Regions from separate parts of the Homo sapiens genome. Here region 2 is linked to region 1. Evidence: read pairs that join two places in POLR2A ChIA-PET (ENCODE). Cell type or tissue: Panc1. All regions are shown on one strand. Each heading gives the region's core, and the rest is flanking DNA. Links, peaks and the distances in the headings are about the cores only.

The links. Peaks named below come from ENCODE experiments on the same cell type or tissue, not always from the same donor. Only the 100,000 strongest peaks of a DNase experiment are listed, where the experiment ranks them.
Region 2: POLR2A ChIA-PET joins it to region 1 with 15 read pairs; 3 of 35 experiments call an interaction of 5 or more read pairs at or near these places.

The regions. Positions count from the first base shown.
Region 1 is chr10:92,316,098-92,324,435 of GRCh38, forward strand. All of the region lies in intron 2 of MARCHF5 (membrane associated ring-CH-type finger 5), which reads left to right. Among named protein-coding and RNA genes, the nearest start is that of MARCHF5, 29 kb to the left of the region's middle. In Panc1, for the core only: no CTCF peak of the experiment used is centred there; no DNase peak of the experiment used is centred there.
Region 2 is chr10:92,106,636-92,114,973 of GRCh38, forward strand. CPEB3 (cytoplasmic polyadenylation element binding protein 3) reads right to left here. Exons shown (of 10, transcript NM_014912.5): 7 at 4,441-4,559. It overlaps LOC107984254 (a long non-coding RNA gene), which reads left to right and starts at 5,748. Exons shown (of 2, transcript XR_001747551.3): 1 at 5,748-8,244. In Panc1, for the core only: no CTCF peak of the experiment used is centred there; no DNase peak of the experiment used is centred there.

The DNA.
Region 1 (8,338 bases), core at 242-8,241:
AGAGAGGGAAAGGTGATGATGGTTAATATTCTATGGGATGATCTCTATGCAGCAGATTTTGTGTTTTTTTTTTAACTTTTCAAATGAATTTAGCCCCAGTCTGGATGATGCTAGCTGGCCAATTCTGCATCTTTTCTGGTACTTAGTCATGGCAGGAATGAAGAGGTAATATAAGTGTATGTTCTTCATTGTTAATAGGGAGTTACTTATTGTACTCAGTTGTGAAAAACTTAAGAGGATTCGTCAGAGTTTTATCCTTCTCACTGTTTGCCACCCATGTTACAGTTTGCTTTTTTCTTTTTTTCTGGTGAGCCAAGCCAGTTGTATGTATGTACCTACTTAAAACCTTGCTACTCAAAGTATGATCTGAGGACCAGCAACATTAGCATTGTCTGGCAGTTATTAGGAATGCAGAACACCACCCCCTTCCTCCACCCCACTTTTACTGAATAGAAGTCTGCTTTTTTTAATTTTTATTTTTTAAAGACAGTGTTTTGCTTTGTTGCCTACGCTGGAGTACAGCAGCATGATCATAGCTCACTGCAGCCTCAGACTCCTGGGCTCAAGCAGTCTTCTTGCCTCAGCCTTCCAAGTAGATGGGGTTACAGGCACGTGCCACCACACCCAGCTAATTTTTTTTTTCTTTTTAGAGAGGGGGATCACTATGTTGCCCAGTCTCAAACTTCCTGGCCTCAAGGGATCCCCCTCCCAAACCCCGTTGGCCTTCCAAAGTACTGAGAATGTAGGCAAGAACCACCACACCCAGCTGAAATGTGCATTTTAATGAGATAATTGAGTGATTTCTATGCACATTAAATTTAAAAACCATTGCTTTAAAACATGAAAGGAATACCAACTGAAAAAAGTTTGTTTTATAAATAAAACCTGTCCATAAACTTTGAGACCTGGTAATAACCTTGTTCAGGCAGAAGAATTCAGAGGAGAGCATCTCAAAGGTAGAGAGATCTTGACTCCCAAGGGACTGATTCACACTAGATTTATTTTCTTTTATTATTATTATTTTTTGAGACGGATCTCGCACTGTCATCTAGGCTAGAGTGCAGTGGTGCGAAGTTGGCTCACTGCAACCTCTGCCTCCTGGGTTCAAGCAGTTTCTCCTGCCTCGGCCTCCCTGGGATTACAGACATGCGCCAGCACGCCTGACTAATTTTTGTATTTTTTGTAGAGACAGGGTTTCACCACGTTGCCCAGGCTGGTCTCAAATTCCTGACCTCAGGTGATCCACCCACCTTGGCCTCCCAAAATCCTGGGATTGCAGGTGTGAGCCACCACGCCCAGGCAAGATTTATTTTCTTTAACTTCTCTCAACATTGTTTTATAGTTTTTAGATTTTTTTTTTAGTTTTTAAATTTGTTTCTAAATATTTTGTTCTTTTTGATACATTGTGTAAATGGAATTGTTTTCTTAACTTTGTTTTTAGATTGTTTAAGTATGTAGAATACAATTTTTGTTTTCTGTCTTGGAACACAATCAGCAACAATTGATTTTTGTAAATTGACCTTGTATCCTGTGACCTTGCTGAACTTGCTTAATAATTTGGATACTTCTTGATGGATTCCTTAGGATTTTCTAATATAAGATCATGTCATTGTTGAACAGAAATAGTTTTACTTTTTGTTTCCCAATCTGAATGCTTTTTTTTTTTTTTTTGAGGCACAGTCTCGCTCTGTTGCCCAGGCTGGAGTACAGCGCCATGATCTCAGCTCACTGCAACCTCTGCCTCCTGGGTTCTGTCAGTTCTCCTGTCTCACCCTCTCCAGTAGCTGGGATTACAGGCACACGCCACCATGCCCAGCTAAGTTTTGTAGTTTTAGTAGAGACAGTGTTTCACCATGTTGGCCAGGCTGGTCTAGAACTCCTGACCTCAGGTGATCCACCCGCCTAAGCCTCCCAAAGTGCTGGGATTACAGGTGTGAGCCACCATGCCTGGCCCAATGTGAATCATTTATTTCATTTTCTTGGCTAATTGCCCTGGTTATAACCTTTAGTGCAGTATTAAATAGAAGTGATGAAAGCAGATATCCTTGGCTGGGAGCCGTGGCTCATACCTGTAATCCCAGCACTTTGGGAGGCTGAGGCAGGCAGATTGCTTGAGTGCAGGAGTTTGAAACCAGCCTCGGCAACATAGCAAAACTCCATCTCTACTAAAAATACAAAAAATTAGCCAGGTCTAAGAGCACACCTATAGTCCCAGCTACTCAGGAGGCTGAGGCGCTAGAATCACTTGAACCCGAGAGGCGGAGGTTTCAGTGTATCAAGAGAATGCCACTGGACTCCAGCCTGGGCAACTGGAGTGAGACCCTGTCTCAAAAAAAAAAAAAAAAATGGCTAGGGGCCCACAACTGTAATCCCAGCATTTTGGGAGGACAAGGCAGGCAGATTGCTTGAGCCCAGGAGTTCGAGACCAGCCTGGGGAACATGGCAAAACCCAGTCTCCACAAAAAAATACAGAAAATTAGCCAGGTATGGTGGTGTGCACCTGGGGTCGCAGCTACAAACAATAAAGGGAGAGAGAAAGAACGGAAAAAAAAAAAACAGACATCCTTATCTTGTTCTTGTTCTTAGGGGGAAATCATCCAATCTTTTCTTTTTTTTCTAAGATGGAATCTCACTCTTGTCTCCCAGGCTGGAGTGCAGTGGCACAATCTCGGCTCACTGCAACCTCTGCCTACTGCAGAGGTTGGTACACGTGATTCTCCTGCCTCGGCCTCCCAAGTAGCTGGAATTACAGGCACCCACCACCAAGCCTGGCTAATTTTTGTATTTTTAGTAGAGTTGGGGTTTCACCATGTTGGCCAGGCTGGTCTCAAACTCCTGACCTCAGGTGATCCACCCGCCTCGGCCTCCTAAAGTGCTGGGATTACAGGCGTGAGCCGCTGTGCCTGACGACTTTTCACCGTTAACTATAGCCGTACTACACTGTACTTAATGTTTAGGTCAATAACAACCACAGTGGTGGTCCCCTAAGATTATAATTGAGTCGAAAAATTCCCATCACCTTGTGGCATTGTAGCTGTGGTAACATAGTAGTGCAATGCATCATTCACCTGATTGTGGTGATGAAGGTATAAACAAACCTGTACTAGCAGTCATATAAAAATATAACATGTAACAGTTTTATACAGTACATAATGCTTGGTAATAAATGACTGTGTTACTGGTTTATGTATCTACTTTACTTTTTTTTTTTTTTTGAGACGGAGTTTCGCTCTTGTCGCCCAGGCTGGAGTGCAGTGGCGCGATCTCGACTCACTGCAAGCTCCGCCTCCCGGGTTCACGCCATTCTCCTGCCTCAGCCTCCCGTGTAGCTGGGACTACAGGCGCACGCCACCATGCCCGGCTAATTTTTGTATTTTTAGTAGAGACGGGGTTTCACCGTGTTAGCCAGGATGGTCTCGATCTCCTGACCTCGTGATCTGCCTGTCTCGGCCTCCCAAAGTGCTGGGATTACAGGCGTGAGCCACCGCGCCCGGCCTCTACTTTACTTTTTATCATTACTTTTAAAAAATTTTGTGTGTTTGTTTTTTGTTTTTTTGTTTTTTGTTTTTTTTTCTGAGAGGGAGTCTTACTCTGTTGCCCAGGTTGGAGTGCAGTGGCGCAATCTCGGCTCACTGCAACCTCCGCCTCCCAGGTTGAAGCAATTCTCCTGCCTCAGCCTCCTGAGTAGCTGGGATTACAGGCACCTGCCACCGTGCCCAGCTAATTTTTGTATTTCAGTATAGACAGGGTTTCACCATGTTGATCAGGCTGGTCTCGAGCTTCTGACCTCATGATCTGCCCGTCTTGGCCTCCCAAAGTGCTGGGATTACAGGCGTGAGCCACTGCACCTGGCCAAAAAAAAAAAAAAATTTCTTTTCTTTTTTTTTTTTTTGAGACAGAGTCTCACTCTGTTGCCCAGGCTGGAGTGCAGTGGTGCAATCTCAGCTTACTGCAAAAAAAATTTTTTTAATATAGAGACAGGGTCTTACTGTGTCACCCAGGCTGGAGTGCAGTGTCATGATCATAGCTCATTGTAATCTTGAACTCCTGGGCTCAAGGGATCCTCCTGCTTCAGCCTCCCAAATAGCTGGGACTACAGGTGCATGCCACCAAACCTGGCTAATTTTTTTTTTATTTTTTGTAGAGACAAGGTCGTGCTTTGTTGCCCAGGCTGATTTCTCTCTTCTGACTTACAGGGGCCTTCCTTCCTTGGCCTCCCAAAGCACTGTGATTACAGGCATGATCCACCATACCCAACCACTTGTTATCATTATTTTAGAGTATACTTCTTTTACTTAAAAAGTAACTGTAAAACAGCCTCAGGCATATCCTTCAGGAGGTGTTTCAGAAGAAGGCATTATTCTCATAGGAGATAGTAGCTTCATGTTTGTTTTTGCCCCTGAAGACCTTCTAGTGGGACAAGATGTAGAGATGGAAGACAATGATATTAATTGATGATCCTGACCCTGTGTAGGCCTAGGCTAATGTGTGTATTTGTGTCTTAGTTTTTAACAAAAAAGTTTAAAAAGTAAGAATAATAAATTTTAAAAATAGAAAAAAGCTTATAAAATAAGGATAAAAAATTTTTCGCACAACTGTACAATATGTGTTTTAAGCTGTTAATACAAAAGAGTCAAAGTTAAAGTTAAAAGTGTATAGAGTTTAAAAGTTACAGTAAGCTAAGGTTAATTTATTATTAAAAATTATAAATTCAGTGTAATAAGTGTACAATGTGTATAAAGTCTATAATAGTGTATAGTAATGTCTTAGGCCTTCACATTCACTCATCACCCATTCACTGAATCACCCAGAGCAACTTCCAGACTTCCAGCCTTGGAAGCTCCATTCATGATTAAGTGTTCTATACAGGTATACCATCTTTTATCTTTTATACCATATTTTTACTGTACCTTTCCTATGTTTAGGAACGCAAATACCATTGTATTTGCCTACAGTATTCAATACAGTAACATGCTGTGCAGGTTTGTAGGCTAAGAGCAGTAGGCTATACCATATAGCCTAGGTGTGTAAATAGGCTACACCATACCGACTCTGTGATGTGCACAAAACTACAAAATGGCCTAAGGACACATTTATCCCTGTGTGTGGATACCCATCATTGAGTAACACGTGAGTGTATGTTAACTGGGTTTTTCAGAGATGGCCTTTATCAGGTTGAGGATGTCCCATCTATTTGTAGTTTGTTGAGGGCTTTTGTCATGAAAAAGTGTTGGGTTTTGTCAAATGCTGTTTCTCTGTCTATTGATAATCATGTGAGTATTGTTCTGTATTCTAATAATATGGCATATTGGTTGATTTTCATATTAGACTCGCCTGGGGTTCCTGGGATAAGTTCTACTTGGTCATGTTTGCTAGTACTTTGTTGGGAACTTTTGTGTCTGTACTCATAATGGGTATTGGTCTGTAGTTCTTTTGTGACATCTTTGGTTTTGGTGCTGGAATCATACTGGCTCATAGGATAAGTTGGGAAGTGATCCCTCCTTTATGTTTTTTAAAAGAGTTTGTGAAGGATTGGTGTTTTAAATGTTTGGGAGCAGTGAAGCCATTTGGTCCTGGGCTTTTCTTCATGGAAAATGTTTTAATTACTAATTCAATCTCATTACTTACAGGTCTATTCAGATTTTCTATTTCTTCTTGAATTAGTTTTGATAGTTTGTATCATACAAATTTGTCCATTTCATGTATATTATCTAATTTGTTGGCATATAGTTATTTATAGTATTTTTTAATAATCCTTTTCATTTCTGTAAGATTGGTAGTAATGCCCCTTCCTTAATTCATGATTTTAGTCATTTGAATCTTCTCTTTTTTTCTGGTCAGTCTAGCTAAAGATTTGTCAGGGTTGGCCAGGCGTGGTGGCTCATGCCTGTAATCCCAGCACTTTGGGAGGCCGAGGCGGGCGGATCACCTGAGGTCGGGAGTTCAAGACCAGCCTGACCAACATGGAAAAACCCCGTCTCTACTAAAAATATAAAATTAGCCGGGCATGGTGGCGGGCACCTATAATCCCAGCTACTTGGGAGGCTGAAGCAGCAGAATCACTTGAACCCAGGAGGCGAAGGTTTCAGTGAGCCGAGATCACACCACTGCACTCCAGCCTGGGCAACAAGAGCGAAACTCCGTCTCAAAAAAAAAAAAAAAAAAAAAAAAAAAAGATTTGTCAGAGTTTTTTCTTTCTATTCTTGCATTCTCTGTTTCATTTTTATCCACCCTAATATTTATGTCCTTTCTTCCTTCTGCTTGATTTGGGTTTAGTTTGCTTTTCTCCTTTTAGTTTCTTAAGGTAGAAGATTAGTTGACTTGGGATCTTTCTTTTTGTCCTTTTTTTTTTTTTTTTTTGAGACAGGGCCTCACTCTGTCAAACATGCTGGGATGCAGTGGCACAATCTCAGCTTGCTGTAACCTTGACTTCCTGGGCTCAAGTGATCCTCCCACCTCAGCCTCCCAAGTAGCTGGGACTGCAGGTGCTCATCACCATACCCAGCTAGTTTTTGTATTTTTTTTTTTTTTTATAGTGACAGGGTTTTGCCATGTTGTCCAGGCTGGTCTCATACTCCTGAGCTCAAGTAATCAGCCCAGCTAGGCCTCCCAAAGTGCACCATCACATCTAGCCCTTTTTTTTTTCTTTCTTTGTTTTTGAGATGGAGTGTCGCCCTGTCGCCAGGCTGGAGTGCAGTGGCATGATCTCAGCTCACTGCAACCTCCGCCTCCTGGGTTCAAGCAATTCTCCTGCCTCAGCCTCCTGAGTAGCTGGGACTATAGGCGTGCACCACCACGCCCAGCTAATTTTTATATTTTTAGTAGAGACGGGGTTTCACCATGTTGGCCAGGATGGTCTTGATCTCTTGACCTCGTGATCCACCCACCTTGGCCTCCCAAAGTGCTGGGATTACAGGCGTGAGCCACCGGTCCCCAGCCACCTTCTTTATTCTTTTTCAGTCTTGCCATGTTGCTCAGGCTGGAGTGCAGTAGCTGTTAACAGGTGCAGTCATAGTACACTGCAGCCTTGAACTCATGGGCTCAAGTGATCTTCCTGCGTCAGTATCCTGGTTAGCTGGGAGTACAGGTGTATGCCACTGCACCCAGCCCCTCTTTCTGTTTCTGTTATTTTTAAATAGATTTTAGAGCCTTTTTAGGTTCACAGTAAACCATATGCCAGCCTCCACCCCTGACCACACACACACAGAGTGCTGACTACTTTCCCCACTATCAACATCTTGTACCAGAGTGTTACATTTTTTACAGTCAGCGAACTTAAGTTGACACATCATTACCACCCAGAGTGTCCATAGTTTACATTAGGGTTCACTCTTGGTTTTGACAACTGTATAATTTATAATGTATAAAGGGTTGATTCAGGGTTTTGACAACTGTATAATAACATGTATCCACCATTATAGTATTATACAGAATAGTTTCACTGACCTAAAAATCCTCTATGCTCCATCTGTTCATCCCTCCCCGAGCTCCTGGCCACCATACATCTTTTTTTTTCTCCATGGTTTTCCCTTTTCCACAAGGTCATATAGTTGGACTCGTACAGTATGTAGCCTTTTCAGATTGTCTTTCATTTAGTAACATGCATTTAATTTCCTCTGTGTCTTTTTGTAGCTTGGTAGATCATTTCATTTTAGTACTGAATACTCTTACATTGTCTGGATGTCCCACAGTTTATCCATTCATGTACTGAAAGACATCTTGGTTGCTTTCAAGTTTTGGCTATTATGAATAAAGCTGTACACATCCATGTACAGAATTTTGTGTGGACATAAATTTTCAACTCATTGGGGTAAATACCAAGGAGCATGATTGCTGGATTGTATGATACAAGTATGTTTAGTTTTGTAAGAAGCCTTGAAACTATCCTCCAAAGTGGCTGTACCATGTACCATTTTGCATTTTCACCAGCAATGGATGGGAGTTCCTGTTGCTCCACATCCTTGCCAGTGTTTTTGATTTGGGTCATTCTGATAGATGTATAGAGGTATCTCATTTTAATTTGAAATTTTCTAATGACATATGATGTGAAACATCTTTGCATTTGTTTATATGCCATCTGTATATCTTCTTTGATGAGGTGTACACTTTAAAATCAGAGTGATAGTTTTCTCATTGTTGACCTTTAAGAGTTCTTTGGATATTTTGGATAAAAGTTCTTTGTCAGATGTCTTGGGCAGATCTTTTCTCCTTGGTTGTCTTCTCATTCTCTTAATCTTTCTCCTTTTCTTTCTTTCTTTCTTTCTATTTATTTATCTATTTATGAGACGGAGTCTCACTCTGTTGCCCAGGCTAGAGTGCAGTGGCACAGTCTTGGCTC
Region 2 (8,338 bases), core at 105-8,104, 210 kb before region 1:
GAAACCCCGTCTCTACTAAAAATACAAAAATTAGCCAGGTGTGGTGACACATGCCTGTAATCCCAGCTACCTGGGAGACTAAGGCAGGTGAATCACTTGAACTCAGAAGGCAGAGGTTGCAGTGTGCTGAGATCGCACCACTGCACTCCAGCCTAGGCAAAAGAGCAAGACTCTGTCTCAAAAAAAAAAAAAAAAAAAAAAAAAAGAAAGAAAGAAAAAAGAAAAAAAGAAAAAGGAAGGAAGGAAGAAAGGAATCAAGATGAGAGCATAGATATTTCTGTTTGGTTAAAATATGGGGTTCAGAAGGAAAGCAGAAAAAAGCAAAGTTGGAAAAAATTGAAGCCAGATTGGGAAGGTCTTAAATAGCTGGGAAAAGGATCTGGACTGCTTTTGTAACCAAAGAGGTGTGAATGAAAAGTGCTACAGATCCCACTCATATACAAACAGGGGGAGGAGGAAACACCAGAATGACAGACACATGGGACAGAATTAAAAACTGAAGAATTAAATTGGCCTTTATTTCCAGATTCCTTATTCTTACCATTCTTTTCGATTTTCATTTTTCAAGTTTTAAGTGGATGACCACATTACCTGAGCAATAACGTAAAGAATGGATCCCCACATAAGCATACTTTAGTTTGGTAATATGGTTTTTAAATTTATAGCAAAATCACTCTGTTGTATTTCAGGATATAGAGAAATTGTAGTCGTGCTATAAATAAATCATAAGGAGCAGGAAGCAGGAAACTCCTCTGATAATCCTTTCAAGGTGTTTGCTATCCCACATCTCTGGCCAACATGTTCTAGAACCTTAAATAGCTCCTTCTCCACCTTCTTTTCAAGATTACTCTTTTTCAGCCCCTATCTCTGCTAGACCTTCTAGGTCCCTTGCTCTATTAGCTTGCTGTCTTGAACCTTCAGGTTCAATCTATTAATATAGTCAAAAAATAGAGTCACTTTGATGAGAGGGACCACTGTGCACAATGTCTGCCTGCTTCACTGGAACCCTTGCACATGGACACAGCTGTCTTCTGATATGCCTGGGATACCTGAGCTATGAAACTCCTCTTACTGGAGAAGGAAAAAAAAAATCATAGATCTAGAAGCTCCTCAATACCTCCTCTTGCTCTTGCCAATTTGTCTTCCCATTCTTTGGAACTGAGGAAGTCAACTAATTAGGCCATAAATACAGTTCCTTCTGCAATCTTTCAGGACCAGACCTATACACAGAATAGTCTGAGTTGAGTAATTTAATAAGAAGTAGTCACTGATGAAAAATATCTCCCTAACACAACCTGAAATCCACAAATTTGGAATTCATTTGAGTTAAAAAAAGCAAGTATGATCCTGGACAAGATGGGTGAAAGGAGACCTCACTATCAGGTTCTGCATTAGAAAAACAATCTGATTAATCTGTTCCAAAGGGAACAGGAGTTTGAGGGGAAACGATGAGAAAGAAAGATAAAGGGTAGAAAATCTGCAAGGTCATTTTAGAACATGGTGTATTTCCAAGAAGAAATCCAGGGAGGGTCAGAAAAAATGAAACAACAGAACAAGGGCACTGGGATCCTGAAAGGTAGAAAATAAAGGCTAGCCAAGCCAAAAGCTGGGAGCAAGGAAGCACCATGGCTCAAAAAAAGTTTGGTGAGTGAGCACCAAAGGTTGACTTTGCCTTGAGCTACTGCCAAGGTCCTCATTTACTTCCAAAGGTTCAACACAGTTCTTACTTTTTTTCCCCTCATGGGAGCATGCACAATGAGGTGGAATGTACCAGAACCTAGGTAGGGACATATGCATAAATGAGGCAGGGGGTGGTGGTGGGGTGGTAGATGTGGAGCTAAAACCAAGTAAGAGAAGTTTTCAAAAATAGAGCCAAAAGAGTAGAACCCAAAATAGGATCCAGTTCATTAAAATTGCAGGTGTTTGGGGACTTTTAAGTTTCCTATCCTAAGTTTTACTAAAACTGTTTATGCTGGAAATTCTGAGTATGCCTGGGTCAAAGAAATGTGTGATTGGCAGTCGCCATTCAGAATTCACCAAGCTACAATAAAACTGCTGCACTTGAGCTCAGAAAATGAAAACTGTAATAAGGCAGAATTTGCCAAAACACAAACAGTGAAAGCTAGTTTCCCCATAAACATTTCCAAAACAGATTAATTCTACTAATTATTTTCAAAAGTCCTTCAATCCAAGGATAATACATGTGTTTCTACTGAAAACACTCAAGAGTAATGGCATTGTCACCACAACACCTCCATCTGACCCCTACTGCTGCTCACTCCCTGCTCAAGAGACATCCTGTCCAGCTGAAGGCTTGTCCCACAAGGCATATTATTCTCCTTCCCTACAGAGCCAGTGACACGATTCTTCCAAAGTATATAAACTCTGCGTGTTCATCTCTAGCTTCTTAACCTGCATGGACATAACTATTTCAACATGTACTACTATCCCTCTGCCTTTTTATGTAGAAAAATTTATTTCTAATCCTCTCCTACAGTGTGTGACCTTAAACCTTCCCAGCTCACTCCAGCTTCTCTCCAACTGGCATGCCAGTAGCAGAGGCTCTCTGGAGGTTGAGAATTTACCTCTCAGATATCTGATCCTACCAAATTGGGTACAGATTTTTTTTTTTTTTTTGAGACAGTCTCACTCTGTCGCCCAGGTTGGAATGCAATGACGCGATCTCGGCTCACTGCAACCTCCGCCTCCTGGGTTCAAGCGATTCTACTGCCTCAGCCTCCCAAGTAGCTGGGATTACAGGCACGTGCCACCACCCCCAGCTATTTTTTTGTATTTTTAGTAGAGAAGGGGTTTCACCGTGTTAGCCAGGATGGTCTTGATCTCCTGACCTCGTGATCCACCCACCTTGGCCTCCCAAAGTGCTGGGATTACAGGCGTGAGCTACTGTACCTGGCCAGGTACAGATTTTTTGTGTGTGTGGAGGGGGACTTGTTTCTTCTTTGGGTACAGACTTTCCAAACTCATACTACTCCAAAATTTGGCAACAGCCTCCAAATTTGAAAATTACAGTGGCACTTTTATACTGGCTAAAATCCTTGCCTCTTTTTCCACATCATTTGCTTACTCTCCAATGAATACTCTCAATATCCCCATTCTTTAGTAGTTCTTTCTTCTGCTTTAAGTGCTGCACTCTCCCCTTTATAGGTGGCCAAGTCTCAACATCATTTTTTAGCAAACAGTTGTAAACCCTGTTAAAGATGTCATCATCCTTCTCAACAGATATTGCCATATAGCTGAGTTCTAATCTTGCTCTATTGAATCCTATGTAGGACTGACAACATTAGCCAGTTAAATTTGTACAAGTATCTGACCTCTACCAAATGCTTTCACATTCATTTTCCTCTTATCTGAGCCTCTCAACAACCCAGGGAAGAATGATTATTCTTCCCATCTTCCAGGTGAGGAAACCACAGTTCAGCAAGGATTAGATGATTTATTCAAAGCCAAGCAGATATTTAAATACAAGAGTCAACACTCAAACTTCTATATTCAATCCAACTATTTCCCCATGCACATTTCTGAAAATAAACCTAGCTGCTAAGTAGGCCCTACATTTCCAGTGCTAGTCATACAAAGGCCGCTGCAGGCCCTGTGGTATATACAGCTCTGGTCTCTTGCCCACTCTGTGTCATATTTTTACTCTATTTGCCACATCTAGCACCAAGCCTTGACACACAAACTCACCTCACCCTACCCCTGCCAACTTCCCACAGATCCCTACTTCTGTCACATAAATGAAGTTCGTTTATTCTGCTCTGAACATGATCTTGCCCCTTCTCCACTGATAGCTCTTCTGCCAGAGGAAGGACACAATCTTCCTCCCTTATCCAGTGACTTACTCATTCATACTCTGGCTCAGAAGCCACAAACTCTTAACCACAAACTCTGTATTATGGTTTTAGCTCCACGTTCTCTGCCCTTCTCCTCTCCTGCTCTGTTGAAACTATCCATTTTAGAGTGTAAGCTCCTGACCCAGAAGGCTCTATTTAACTAGCTGTGGGTACCACCCAGCACAATGCCTTGCATTCAGAGGCACATAAACATCAACAATTATGACCTTTTTCAAAAATAAATAACTCCGTTCTTGATCTGAAATAATGACGGAAACCAGCTGCCAAAACCGCTAAGAGCATTATTTACCTCGATTCAGAATTTCTGAATAGGAATTAGCTTAAAAGAGCTGTAAGTGAAAGACAAGGACATATTTGTTTACACACAGTCCCAAAGGTATAAAATGAATACTGAGTAATTTGTTGTTAGTTTCCCATCACCAACGAAAGTCCAACTCTACTGCATAGCAAGGCCAAGCTGGGTAAGAGGATCCTAGTTACCAGCATTTCCATTATCAGAAAGAGGAGGTCAGCTATTCCAATAGCATATGTGCTCTGGAAAAGCAACAGCTGGCCATGTATTACTTACTGGCTTGTCCTTGATGGTGGGGCTTGACACACACAGGTAGAGTTTCCCATCTTCTTCTAGGCAGGCATCTATCAAAGCTTGTACTGAGCTTTCCTCTTGGAACAGCAGAAAGGCATAGCCTTGGGGAGAGCAAAAACAAAAGGGTAGAGGAAGAATCAGTACATTAAACTCAAAGTACCAATTACAAATTATCTGTTGTTTCATTTTGGCAAATTCTTACTAAAATCTAAGAAGTTCAAGTGGGACAAAGGGACTTTGTCCAGGAACTAAGTTAGGTGCTCATTGATATTACCTTGTTTAATTTTTACAATTACTCACAGAAGCAAGTTTAGAACACATCTATGGAATTTCCACTAAATACATCTGGTTATCCTTAATGAGGGCAAGTGGACTCACCATTGGCCTTAGCCACAACTAACAAGTAGCCAGGAAACAAGCACCACCTGCTTTCCAATTTCTACAAAGCTCTAGGCTGGCCACATGCCACAGGGATAAACCTTGAAAATATTATGCTAAGTGAAAGAAGCCAGACAAAATATGTCCAGAACCAGCAAATCTATCAAGACAAAAAATAGATTAGTGGCTGCCTAGGATGGGGAAGCTGGAGGGAATAGGCACTGAGTTTCTTTTTGGGATGATAAATTTTCTAAAATTGATTGTGCTGATGATTGCACAACTCTGTAAACATGCTGAAAACCACTGACATGCACATGTCACATTGGTGAGTTGTATGGTATGTGAATGATATTTTAACAAAGCTTTGTTGACACACAAACACACACACACAAAAAGCTTCAAAAAAGTTTTTAAAAAGGCCAACAATAAGCTGGTGTGCTTTTGCCTGCTATTTCTGATGATGGTGCTCTGCTTCTCTAAGAGATACCCTCTTGGCAGAGTACAGTAGGTCTAGAAAAATGGACATTAGCTGCAGGATTTCCATAGACACAGCCAGTTTTTTTCAGTTTAATTCCATAAGATTTACCGAGTAACTGATACAAGTGGGACATATCCATGGTTTATGAGAATACTAAAATAAGCAAGACCACGTTCCTTTTTTTTTTTTTTTTTTTTTTTGAGATGCAGTCTTGCTCTGTCACCCAATCTCAGTGCAGTGGCACAATCTCTGTGGTATGATCTCGGCTCACTGCAACTTCTGCCTCCCGGGTTCAAGCAGTTCGTGTGCCTCAGCCTCCCAAGTAGCTGGGATTACAGGCGCCCGCCACCACATCCGTCTAATTTTTGTATTTTTAGTAGAGACAGGGTTTCACCATGTTGGCCAGGCTGGTCTCACACTCCTGACTTCAAGTGATCCATCTGCCTCGGCCTCCCAAAGTGCTGGGATTACAGGTGTGAGCCACCACGCCCGGCCCCAGGTTCCTCTTGTAAAGAAACTTATGAAGTAGATGAAACAAACATTTAGACAATTAACTACTCACTACAAAGCTGAGGGAGATAAGTGGGGACAAAATGTGTCACTGAAATCACAAGGAGCAAAGGCCCAACTTGGGAGAATCAGCAAAGACTTTAAAGAGAGCAACAGATATTCAAGGGGCCACCTGTGGCACTTGTGGCCACACTGGCATTCATAAATGATGACAGAGCAAAGGCCCGTCATGAACTAGTCTAAGCTTTCAACTTCTCTACAACCCTGCTAGCTTTGCTAAATCTCTCAGCTGTCATTCCTCAACTCCCAACTCTGCTACTAACCTCAAAGGAAACCATCATCAACACAGTTCTTCTCTGGTACATTGCATATCAGAAGAATGTAAATGGCAGAGAAGGATAAGAATCCCCACATACAGAAGATTCTCACACATCAGAGGTGTTTAATTCATAATCAACTGGCTAAGAAGCAAAGCTCTCTGGAGTCCTGGGCAACATGTAATGACAGTGGCAATGGATAATGGCTATTCGTTTTTAGCCTTTTCTCCAACTCCCCATCTACTATACAGAGCATCCAGGCAAATATAGCAGAAAAAAAGACCAGCCACTCCCTAGCATAGCAGGCAGAAACTAACACACAGGAAAAGGCACCAAATTGAATGGGCAGCCATGTAGTTGCAAGAGAGAGACTGCCAAGGTTTTAGGACCAAGAGCTGTTTTCTGGGCTTTGGTCTCATGCTGCATAGGTCAGAAGATTCTGTTGATGGCTAGTCAGGAAAAATAAAACCTGACTGCAAAACTAGAAAAGACAATACATACATCATTTCTTCATATCCTCTTTTGCAAACAGTATTGAACTATCACCAGGTGCCAGGGAATCTTAAAAATTCAGTGTTTTCACTTAATATGAGAACATTAATTCTACTTACTAAAGATAATATTAGAGATAAGGTGGGTTAAAAAGTCCAAATATCACAAAGAGGAGGTCTCAGCAGGTTCTTTCAAACCTCCTCTCTTACCAAGTTAAATACTGGTACAGATATCCACAAAGATCATAAGCATATTGAACACCCTGCAGTCAGAGTACTCCATCTATGTATATATTGTATTATGTACACATCAAAAAGGCCTGGTGATAGGGAATGCCCAGTGAGTTGGGGCTTTCTCTTATTCCTTGCCTCAAGAAGGCCTCCTGGCTGACTCCATTTTTCCTTCACATCACTGCCCACCCTCTGCAATCTTCAACATCAAATCCAGTTTTGCATTGACCTTGGGCATCCAAAGAAAAGGCGGTTGTCTCCCTATAGCAGCTGAGCAGCTCCCACAAAAGCACGCAGATTTTCACTTAGGCCCATCTCACAGCCATAAAATATCTACACTGGCAGTAGATAGAGTAAAAACAACTGGGAGTCACAAGTAAAAGCCTGCTACAAATACTATTATCAAGAGAAATATCTATAAACAATTTCTCCTTTCCCAGGAAATGGTCCATAACAGTTTACCAATTTCTTTAGGATGGCTCTTTTACTATAAATAATCCTGTGTCAAAACAATTATCTTTACTCTGAGGTCACCAAGCTGCCATTTTCTGTAATGGCAATATTCTCTCAGCACTGTAGATAAGAGACATGGCTAAACTCCCCCCAACCCCCCAAAATCTGGGCTGTAGTTCAACAATTTCTTCTAACTCTACTTCCCACTTTAGGCCTTCCAACCAAAACAGAATTCACCGGAAACACCCAAAATCACTCTTGAAAACAACTTTATGATATCTTCACCTGCTAAAACACCTTCTGATACTTCAAGGTCAAGCAAACCCAGATGACAACAGAAATCAGAGGATTTTTTAAAATCAGGAAGAATCTTTCGAACATATTTCCCTTTTGATCTTGAAAAATTTAAAGTCAAAGTAAACAAAGTAGAAAAAGATCCCTTCAAGAATAACAAGGTCAATGTGAGGCGGAAATCCAATCAATGATTTACTAAAAGGTAAATTGCACATGGTACTAGGAAGTGTTCTGGACTAGGAGACAGAAGGTCTAGATTCGGGTACAAGTCCTAACATTTAGTAGCTATGTGATAATAACAGCTAATAGCTAACATTTGTTGAGATTTACTATGCACCAGACACTGTTCTAAGTGCCTTGTGGACATTAACTCATTTCATCTTCACACACACCCTATGTGGTAAGCCCTATTTTGAATTCTGCTTTATATTTAAGGAAATTACACAGAGTGATTAAGCGACTTGTTCAAGATCACCCAGTAAGTGGTGGAACCATGAACTTGAATATTAACATTTCTGAATCCTGGCTCTCTTCTCTGTCAAATGAAGAAACCAAATATTTGTCCCAATTACCTTACAGAGATGTAGGTTGTAAGATAACGTATAAAAAGGTGTTTCATAAACTAGGAAGTCATGTGAGTATTGATTTTTCTTTTACTGCATTTTCAATTATTTCTGTAATAGATAAAATTAAAGTTGAGTTTTTGCATATGGTCTCATTACAAACAT